Regions from separate parts of the Homo sapiens genome. Here all the other regions are linked to region 1. The links are chromatin loops, found by intact Hi-C in ENCODE. Cell type or tissue: ascending aorta. All regions are shown on one strand. Each heading gives the region's core, and the rest is flanking DNA. Links, peaks and the distances in the headings are about the cores only.

What was found. Peaks named below come from ENCODE experiments on the same cell type or tissue, not always from the same donor. Only the 100,000 strongest peaks of a DNase experiment are listed, where the experiment ranks them.
Region 2: it touches region 1 in a loop (4-fold over the local background); 2 of 110 quality-filtered maps call a loop at or near these places.
Region 3: a loop joins it to region 1, with 2.4 times the contacts of the local background. A loop is called at or near these places in 2 of 110 quality-filtered maps.

The regions. Positions count from the first base shown.
Region 1 is chr16:87,125,994-87,128,493 of GRCh38, reverse strand. No RefSeq gene overlaps it. Among named protein-coding and RNA genes, the nearest start is that of LINC02181, 69 kb to the right of the region's middle. In ascending aorta, for the core only: no CTCF peak of the experiment used is centred there; DNase peaks (open chromatin) are centred at 853 and 1,303; H3K4me3 peaks cover 1,844 bases; H3K27ac peaks cover 2,500 bases.
Region 2 is chr16:87,276,660-87,280,552 of GRCh38, reverse strand. The region is part of intron 3 of LOC101928682 (a long non-coding RNA gene); the gene reads left to right. Among named protein-coding and RNA genes, the nearest start is that of C16orf95, 39 kb to the left of the region's middle. RefSeq lists an enhancer at 1,005-1,510. In ascending aorta, for the core only: a CTCF peak has its summit at 1,749 (motif pointing right); a DNase peak (open chromatin) is centred at 1,742.
Region 3 is chr16:87,066,338-87,070,230 of GRCh38, reverse strand. No RefSeq gene overlaps it. Among named protein-coding and RNA genes, the nearest start is that of LINC02181, 10 kb to the right of the region's middle. In ascending aorta, for the core only: no CTCF peak of the experiment used is centred there; a DNase peak (open chromatin) is centred at 1,736; H3K4me3 peaks cover 1,493 bases; H3K27ac peaks cover 2,230 bases.

The DNA of each region.
Region 1 (2,500 bases), core at 1-2,500:
GATAAATAAAAAGCCCTCTTTGTTTGGTGAAGCAGGGTGTGGAAGGGGCCCCAGTGGGGTTCTCAGAAGCTGGGTAGACTTGGTCTTCCAATCCAGGTGCTGATTTTCTGGCTGTGTTCCGTTGGTGACAACTCTTTGAGTCCAGTACTTTTCGGTATGAATATTATCCTCAATAAGATGTTTTAAGCAATCCATATGCACAACATAGCACAAGAACACCTTTACATCTGTGGAAACTTGTGAGGCAGGATAAGATACTGCCCGTCAGGGCTGGGAGCAGGGCCAGGGAGAGAGGGGCCTTTGTGAAGCCTCCCCGGGCAAGGGTCTCACATGGTCCAATGACGGCAACGCACCCAGAGTTGAGCGGTGAGAGTTAGTCTGTGCAGCCTCCTGCCCTGAAGCCCCAGAACAGGAAGGAAGGGGTTTCCAGGAGCCCTTGAGAAGCAGAGGCTGGGAGTGCTGTGGGGAGCTTCCATTTGGGTGAAGGAGGCACACATCACCTGGTCTCCTGTTGGTAACATTAGGATTCAGCCGTCAACGCTCAGCTGGCCAGGTGGAGCCCTCGCAGCTGCCCAGTGGTGGGGATGCAGGTGTGATGGGGTGGGGACCTGGCCTGACCTGGTGGTCTGGAGGTCTGACTACGATCACCAGGCTCAGCACTAATGGAGTGGCAAGAAAGGGTCTGGATGCCCTGCTTACAGCATGCTGTGACAGGATGTTTCAAGGCTGGGCTGCACGGCCAGGCTGAAGCAGAGGAGGCCCAGGGCTTCCACCCGCATCCTAGTGAGCCCAGCCCCAGCTGGCCGTGTCCTGATGGCTGTGCCCCTCCCCGGATGGCCAGTGAGCTGGGGCTGGGGCCGCCCGTGCAGCAAGTCCAGGGTCCCCCCAGGCTCTCGCCTTCCCCCTGCCAAGCCCACCTCTGGAGAAGGGAGAGAGAGCCCCCTGCTTGGGAGGTGAGAAGCAAGTTCACTCAAAACGTCAGCCTCAGCAGAGCCTCTGCCTGCCGGCCTTCTAGATAAACACGGTGGTGTTTAAAGAATCCATGGGGAGGCGTTTTGGCCTGAAGGGAGGGAAGGTTCCAGGCCTCACTCTGAGCTGAGCTGGGATCTACCCATTCCCAGTACAAATTAAAGCCGCAGTCCACCATGTCTGAGGACCATTTCCAGGTTCTTCCGGGGGTCTTGCAACGGGAGGCAGCCACTTAGCCAGTCCTTGACCACGACGGAGCGGCCTTTGGGGAGGCTGCTGGGTCCCCTGCCGGAACGTGGGACTTTATGGAAAAATTGAGCCCACGAGCACACGCAGAGGAAATTCCAGGGAGCGAGGCTGACAGGCTTGTCTTGGAAAGCAGCTGGTTACTTTGGCCCCAGCCCAATTCTCCCGCTCTCCTCTCTGCACTGCCCTCCCACTCCCCAACTTTGCTTTTTCTCCCAAAAGAAAAAAATAACGAAACCAGAGAGGCACAACGGAATCAAACAGAAAAATCCCAACTTAAGAGAAAAGCGACAAATCCCCAGGGGCATAAAATCACTAGGGCCTTCACAGGCGCTTGTTTGTTTGCTGGTTAAAGACTGACAGGCCGGCGCAGAGGGCCACCTACAAGGACCAGGGGCAGGCAAGTTAGAAGCTCCCATCTTCTGAGTCCTCACTACCTGCCAGGACTTTCTTTTTTCTTGAGGAGTAGCTCAGCACTCACGTTAAGTGTGGCTCAGTGAGTTATCCCACGTGTCCTGGCATGACCATGCCCAGGTGGCAACACAGCCCACTCCCAGTGCCCTTGGGCTCCCTGCTCCTCCCTCTCAGCCAGTGGCCTCTTGCAGCTAACTTTCATCCTCAGCTTTATATCCACGGACTCTTAACAGCATGATCCATTTCGTGTGGGCTTCTTTCACTTGCGACGTCTGGGTGGTCCCTCTGTATGGCTGGGGGATGGCAGGGGCTTGCTCTTTTCCTTTGCTGGGCAGAATTCCATTCTGTGAACGTGTCCAGGTCACTGTGCCCCTACCGGTTGATGCACATGTGGACTGTTTTCATTTTCTGGGTGCTCTGGATAAAGGTGCTACGAGCTTTCTTATGCAAAGTCTTTTGGTGACTGAGTTTGTTATATGTGTCTCAGCATCAAAACAGTTCCAGGACATGCATCCAATTGTCAACATCCCACCTCATAGACAAGAAAACTGAGGCTCAAAAAGTTTTCATGCCTGGTTCCAAGCCCCAGAGTCGGGAGCAGGGCTGGGATTCAAACCAGATGCATGTGATGGAGACCTGCGCTCTGAGCTCTTGGTAATGTCTGCCCAGGGCACAGCGCTTCAGCGGCAAAGTGGCCAGGTTCTCCAGGGTTTCAAAGTGCAGGAGATATGTCTGGATGGGGGGCCTGGCTCCTCCTCCTCGGCAGAGGGGCAGCTGCCTTATTCCGACGAGGTTTCGAGCCTTCCCTGCTCCCATCCTCTCTGAACCCCACCTAAGCCCCAGCTGTGCCCATATGGCTGGAGGGAGCCCC
Region 2 (3,893 bases), core at 658-3,157, 150 kb before region 1:
AAGTCAGGTCAGCAGATTTGATAGTAACACTGTATCCAAGCAATTCTGCTGGTTTTGAGGATTGTGCTGTCTTGAGAAAGAGAATGTCTTTGCTTTCAGGAAATACACATTGAAGTATTTAGGGGCACCAGGGGTGTTATGTCTTGGGTATCAGATTTTTTTAAATTTTCACACCAGCTTATTTTTATCCCTGTTTTCCAGATGAGAAAACTGAGGCTCAGAGCCGTGAGATGCGAGCCGGGGTGGAGGCAGCTCTGCTTGGTGCCTCTTCTCTTGCTGGTTTGTGCATCCACGACTTACCTCTGCCCATCTGCTTGGTGTGAGCAGGTGCAGCTCTGTTCTGGTCCCTGGTGTAGCCCCTGAGCCTGGCTCAACTGCCTGCCCCATGACAGGAGCTCAGTAAATACCTTCTGCGTGAAGGGCCACCATGGAACTTAGCACAATTAATATCTTGGCTTTGGGGCTGAACCTTGGCTCAAATTCCAGCTCTGCTACTCAGAAGCTGTGTAACTTTGGATAAGTTAACTAACTTATCTGGGACACAATTTTTCATATCTCATTCCTATTGCATGGCGGTTATGCTGAAGATCTAATAACACAGGCTGGGCATGGTGGCTCACGCCTGTAATCCCAGTACTTTGGGAGGCTGAGGCGGATGGATCATCTGAGGTCAGGAGTTCGAGAGCAGCCTGACCAATATGGTGAAACCCCATCTCTACTAAAAATACAAAAATTAGCCAGGTGTGGTGGTGTGCACCTGTAATCCCAGCTGCTCGGGAGGCTGAGACAGGAAAATTGCTTGAACGCAGGAGGTGGAGGTTGCAGTGAGCTGAGATTGCACCATTGCACTGCAGCCTGGGTGACAGAGCAAGACTCCTAAAAAAAAAACAAATCTAATGACACAATGATGCGGATAAAGTGCTTACTGCAACACCTGGCCTGGCACAGAAGTGCAGTTCACATTTACTGAATGAATGAGTGAGCAGGTTAGTGAATGAATGAAAGGTTCAAGTGACCTCTACCTCCGGGGGACGCTAGCTTGCCCTTCAGCAGTATTTATCGGAAGTGCCAGGGAGAGATTTGCTTGGAAATTTAATTGAACAAATGATGCATCCCCATCATCTGTGTGCTTCTGCGTGTCCTTCCTGCTCTCTCTCCCACCCCGTGGAAGCTCCGGGCAGCAGCCCCTGCCTACCTCATCCGTGTCTTTCCCCAGCACACACACACTGTCACGCGCGGCCGGCACACACGCCTCCTTGCTGACAACTCCTCCTGTTTCTCTTTAGGACGTATTGGCTAGGTGTGTCCCGGTGCCAGGTCATACCCAGGGCACTGAGCGACTGTGGCTTCTGATTTTGTCTGCCCTGCACCTCTAATTTCTTCCCCTGTGGCCCCCCAATCTTGCTTATGGACGGGGCTCCCTTGGCTCGGTCATCCTCCTCCTGGAGCTCCCCTGGGCTCCTCTCCAAGGTGCTCCTTGCTCCCAGCTGCAGGAAGCCCGCATCCTCTGGCTCATGGGCCAGGCTGGTGGTGCCTGTCCTTTGACGGTGCAGCACCTGCACTCTCGCACTGCTGCCCGAGCCCAGTGAGGCCAGCCCACCCTGCTTTCCTTACGAGCACGAGGTACTCGTGCCCTATTGACTTCCTCTGCTAACTGGGACTGGAGAGGCTGGCAGCTCAGGACGTCCGAGGCGGCTGCTGGGTTCTGCAAGCCGGACACCAAGCGGGCGCCACATCTCTGCCGGCCAGGAGGTGGTGCTGTCCCCTGGTTTATGGCCCGAGGTGAAGGCAAGTAGAGACTCTCCTGCTTGTCCTGAAAATGCTGCCTTAAGATCAAGGGAAAACAATAGGTATTTGAGCCAGTTATCTAGAAGGAAAAATCAAATCAAATCAATGAGCGCAGGCCTCTATTCAGGTCCTGCATCCGAGCTTTGAGGACCCGTCTTAGAGTGAGGAAGGGACTTCTTTGAGCCCTGCCTGGAAATCCTGTGGGAAAGGATGGCAGGGCTGAGACTCAGGGCTGCTTTTCTGAGAGACGGAGACGGCAGCTCTGGGCTGTGCACAGTCCCTGCCTCTTGCCCAATGCCCCTAGGAAAGTGACGGGGCCACCCGAGCCTCAGGTCCTCACCTGAGAAATGGAGATAAAAGTTCAGGCGCCGTGGCATGGTCGAGGCGTGGTCGGGCTCCGTGGCGTGGTTGGGCGCCGTGGCGTGGTCGACGGCTATAACTGAGCCTGTGAACATGCGGCGTGGTCCTGGCCTGCTGCCTGGGACACCCCTGCTTCGACTGGGATGTTGGTCCTGTTGCTATGGTCAGAGACTGTGGGGGCTCTGAGATACGCTTGTCACTGAGAGGGGCTTTGTTGGAGGATGCAGCCCTCTTGATGTCTAGGGGAGTGGGCCTGACATTTATGGAGCACCTGCCGTGTTCAGGGACCAAGTGCACACAGATGAACACCCAACCCCGCCTCTCAGACTCACAGGGGTAAGCGTGTCCTGCTCCCTCTGGAGTTTCTGGGGAACGTGGGCAGAGTGTGGTCTCTTCTGTCCCAGGTGCGTTGGAGGAAATGACTTTTGAGCTGAGTGTTAAGGGACAATTAGGATTTCTTAGGGGGAAGTCGTGTGGGAAGGGCATTTGACAGAGGGAACAGCCTAGGTGGAGGTGTGGAGGCAGGAAAGCATCCTGCATGGCTGAAGGGCTGCGGGGCAGCCTGGAGGAGGAGGACAGGCGGTGTGTGGTGGGTCCCTGCAAGTGTGGGCATCGCCCTAGGCCCATTAGTGCAGGCTGGGGTGTTCTTTAAGCCAGGGCAAAGAAATCCCTGACAAGGAGGGACAAGTGCAGGCTGCGCCAGTGTTTGCTCTCCTCTGAAAAAGGGTGGAGGCCACTGGCGAGGTTCCAAGTGGCTTTTCTCAGAGCTCAGAGATCTCAGCCTGAAAGTGCAGAAAGGGAAAGAATCCTCAGATTCAGCAAATCTACTATTTATGTCTCTTCTCTTCCTGCTCCTTTTTTTTTTTTTTTTTTTTTTTTTTTTTTTTTTTTTGAGATGGGGTCTTTCTCTGTTGCCTAGGCTGGAATGCAATGGCGCGATCTTGGCTCACTGCAACCTCTGCCTCCCAGGTTCAAGCAATTCTCCTGCCTCAGCCTCCCGAGTAGCTGGGATTACAGGTGCCTGCCACGATGCCCAGCTAATTTTTGTATTTTTAGTAGAGAAAGGGTTTCGCCATGTTGGCCAGGCTGGTCTCAAACTCCTGACCTCAAACGATCTGCCTGCCTCAGCCTCCCAAAGTGCTGGGATTATAGGCGTGAGCCACCATGCCCGGCCTTCTGCTCCTTTCTTTTCATTTTTATTTTTTTTTGGCGATGGAGTCTTGCTCTGTTACCCAGGCTGGAATGCAGTGGTGAAGTCACAGCTCGCTGCAACCTCAACCTGCTGGCCTCAAACAATTCTCTGGCCTCAGCTTCCCGAAGTGCTGGGATTATGGGTGTGAGCTGCCGCACCCGGCCATTGCTTCATGGTTTCTCCCTCTGGTCTCAAGGCCTGGGTGTTTTTTCTTTTCCTCCGATGCTCTCTGCAGCTTCATGCTTGGGCAGGCGACTTGCGGAGCTGTTTTTGCTCTGGGTTCCTGGGCCTGGGGCCTAGGGTACCTCTGTCCCTCGGACACCTCAGTCTTATGCTCAAAGAACCACCCCTAGACTTCAGAGGCGGTCACGGGAGGTGGTCTTAGGCCCCAGGCCCCTTCCGATGCCTCCTCTGTGCTTTCTCCCGCCCGCCTGCGCCCACCACCCAGGCAAGGTTAAGTTTGTAAAAGCTCCTTTTGAATCTCCCAGAGTTTTATCTGGAGGGCCGTCTAAATCACTTCGGAGGCTGTTGGCTGAACTCAGTAAATAAACAC
Region 3 (3,893 bases), core at 658-3,157, 59 kb after region 1:
GACCGTGGGTGGGCAGACTCAACCCTTCTCTCTGGCCTCCGAGGACGGGGTAGTATTATCCTTTAATCCCAGTTGACAGGCTTACACTGGACTGTAAATTGGTTCGCGTCAACTGCGAAAGGAAAGCAGAATTTCAGTTTATTTAAAGTGATCTTGTCACTGCACTCAGCGCCATGGGACATTAGCGTAACAAATAAAAATGAATGAGAATACAGTTTAAACAACTTGGCTTTCATTGTCGTCACTGCAGCAGACGCTCCAAACACCCCTGTCTTTGCTGAGATCAGTCTCAGAAAATGTCCTCCGAGATGGGACCCTGCACGGAGTGGCCTCAGGTGGGAGGCAGGAATAGCTGCGCATTGGTGCGAGTTTTTTGTTTTGTTTTGAACGTTGCTACTTTCTGAAAGTCTTTTCCCAGGAAATACCAAACTGGAAGAGAACAGGCGAAGAAAAAAAATCCTATCATTTTAGCAGTGAATTTTTTAAATTACTAGACTTTATTTTTTAGAGTAGTTTCACATTTACAGAAAAACTGAGCAGAAATAGAGTTCCCCTCTAATCCTCCCCATGCCCCTATTATTCTCGTCTTGCATTGGCGTGTTATGTTTGTTACAACCCATAAGCCAAAATGGATACATTATTATTAACTAAAGTCCACAGTCTGCATCAGGGTTGACTCTTGGTGTTGAATATTCTATGGGTTTGGACAAATGTAAAGAAAATGTAAAGAAAAATATCCAGCCCTAGAGTATCATACAAATAGTTTTGTCACTCTAAAAATCCCCTGTAGTGGTGACATTTTAAAGCAACTTAAAAAAAAAAAGGAACAGTCCCAACTTTCAGAGCTGCATAAAAAGCCCAGGAGTTGGATGCCTGATGAATACACAAGTGAGGACCGACTTATTCCCATCAGTGCTCGGCAAGGACCTGAAACATGGCTGCGGTAGAGGCACTGCACCCAGAGGATAGAACACGGCTCAGGAAGGGAGCAGAGGACAACATGGGGACGTCTATAGAACATATGAGTGCATATATGTACATATGTACACGAAGGGACGGCCTGTGGGGAGGTGTGTGCTGGCCCATTGGGTCGGGCTAGACTTTCCTTTCTCTGCTGGACTCAGGAGGCAGCGGTTGTGGGTGCCGGGGCTTGTTGATTCTGTGGGTGCATTGCCACATCCGTGACCGTGCAGCGGTGCCAGCACTGAGGCTGGCGGGCACCTACGCAGGAACCAGACTGAAGGCAGAGCCCCTCTCCTGCGCGTGCTCTCACCGACGCGTCTGGCACTGGGCTGTCCTCCCTTCCTGTGCAGGGACACTGCAAACACAGGCCTCCAGCCGCCTTTGCCCGGGGATCCAGAGATCATAAATTGCTCTCTTGCTTTCTGGGGGTCCAAGGTGAGTAAGCGGGTGGCCTCGTAAAGTCCCGCGGACAAAGCGGGTTCTTATGTCCACACAGCAGTGGCCTGCGGGACATGGCCACTCACGGCTCCGGGAGCTATGCGGCCGCAGCTCCCACTAGCCAGTGTCCTAAAATAGACGCTCACAGGCCCTGGTTGGTTCCAAAGTGTAGGGTCCAGAAGGTATTTGTGTATAAAAGAAACCCTCTCATGCCTGTGTGCGCTTGATTTATTTGCTCTAATTCATGATCCTTCACTTTCTGAAAGGCAGGCGCTGGATGAGATTCCTGGGGGCTGACACATTCCCCTCCCCGACCTCGGACGGCTGGGGCAGGATCCCTTTTGTGCTCCAAGTTGCCGGGAAGACAGGCCTTGGCCACTTTCCTCTCGCATTCCCTGGCTTTGGTGTTAAATAAGATGAAAAAGCACTAATTTGTAACACATCCCTGTGGGCTGTTGTCGCATTTGCTCGCTGATCTGCCCAAATCAGACATTAGCGGCGCACGCAGGGTCTTCTTGGGAGCTGCTCCTGGCCTCCCATATAATTCTGAATATACTCAAAGACGGTTCACTGACTGCGCTCTCCTGCATTTATTCTTCCAGCTGAAATTTTCCTGACTTTTTTCCCTCTCATTTTATTAGGTTAATAAAACTTGGTTTTCGAGCATTTGGCTGCCCCAGGAGGGCCATCGGCCCCATGTCCAATTCATCAGGCGCTAATGAGTGGCCTCGCAGGCCCCGGCCCTCCAGCCCCGAAGCTCTCCGTGGCTCGTAAAGGGGAGGCCCACGGGCTGTGCTGTATATTTTGTCTGTTGGTTTCCCAAATTCTCTCGCCAGCTCGACCGTCACTTTTTGGGATTTATTTGAGGCCGACAGCACCGTCAGGGAGCTCCTCCGCAGCCGGACCCTCCTCCCTGGCCCGGGCTCCACACACCCCACACACTCAGAGCCGTAAAATAAAGTCTGCAATAAAACGAAATAGAAATGTGTCGATGCTGCATTTTAGAACATTCCAGCAAAAGGCTCTGGGAAATGCCTTCGTTTACATTAAAGAGGGAAGCTCCGTGGGAGCAGGGGTAACACAGTCAGAAAAAGGGCCTCTAGGAGGAAGACACGACCTGGTGTTTCAAATAAATAAAGTAAAAATAAAACGCAGTCGGGTGTGCGCACGCATGAAATCTCTAAACTCTTTCTGCACGTACATTTATGTCGTCCCTGGTTTATTTTTTTGGCATTTTAGGGAAAGACCAGTGAAAGAGAAAAGTGTATGGCGCCTGCCTTCTGGGTCAAGGAACTGGGCTCTGTCTCCCTTCTAGAACATTCTTGTTTTCTCTTCCCCCACGGGTACACCCTCTCTCTCGCTCTCTCACCTTCACCAAGCTGTCAGCTCCCTGCTAGCCCCAGGCGTGGGGTTGTGTCAGCCACAACACGGTTGAAAACTAGAATGTGAGCAGCCAAGAGCCCGGGGAGTATTCACTGGCGCAGTGGCCTAGGACCCGGAGAGGTGGGCGGGGGAGACGGCCGCTAGGTTATTGGGTCCCCGAATGTCCACGTGGCAGCTGGCCTTGTCAGCGTTTGTAACAAGTGTCCTGGTCCCTCTCCTCCACCTTAAACATCTAGAAAACGCCTTGCCTTCCCTTGCACTCCACCCGGGCCTGTGCCACCGCTAATAAATCACGCCCCAGGCCTGCGGCTCCAGGGAACGTTACCTTGCCCCCCTTGGCGCCTGCCTTGAGCATGGAGGGCTCTGCGCATTCTGCATGCAGCAAAAGGAGAAATGCCAAAGCCGCCTCAGACGGTTCTCCTTTGAAATTTTCAGCACCGTCCTCCGTGTGGTATTGTCCACTTGGCCCCCACGCCAGGCAAAAGACTGTCCATACAATTGGCTGGGTTTGGGGGAAGTTCTTTGGGTCCCTAGGACATGAACAGGCAGGGTGGTGGCTCCCAGGCTGTGGGGGGCATAGCAGGGATCACTGCCCCTCTGCTACGGGGTCCTTGCACTTGTGGGCGAGGGGGATTCTAGGGCAGTCTCTGGGGTCACGGGGACTGTTCTCTGCCTTGGTAGAGGTGAAGGTCCCCTCACCTTCACACGCTAAGGCCTGCGTGGAGATGCCGGCTGGCTGCAGAGATGACAGGGCACCTCTTCTGAGTCACTGGCCCGGCTGGCATCTCCTTCCTCCAACTGGAGAAGATGCCACACAAAGGGCGTCACTCTCAGTGGTGGCTCAAGATGCCCACGGCCCGGGATCTGCACCGCAGCTTCGCACACCGTCCGGGGTGCCAGGGAGGCCCTGTGTTGTTGGTGGCTTAGACGCTGCACGTGGGGGGCCCTGAGCAGCCATTTCCATGGGGGCTTGGATGGAGTCGGCCGGTTTCCTGTCCCTTGAAGAGCCTCAGCCCAGCCCTGGCTTTTCTTGGTTGTCTCCATTAAAGCTCTAGGTTCTCAGGGGTCCTTGTTCAGAATGTCCTACCCGGAGCCGGCCCTTCTCCCCC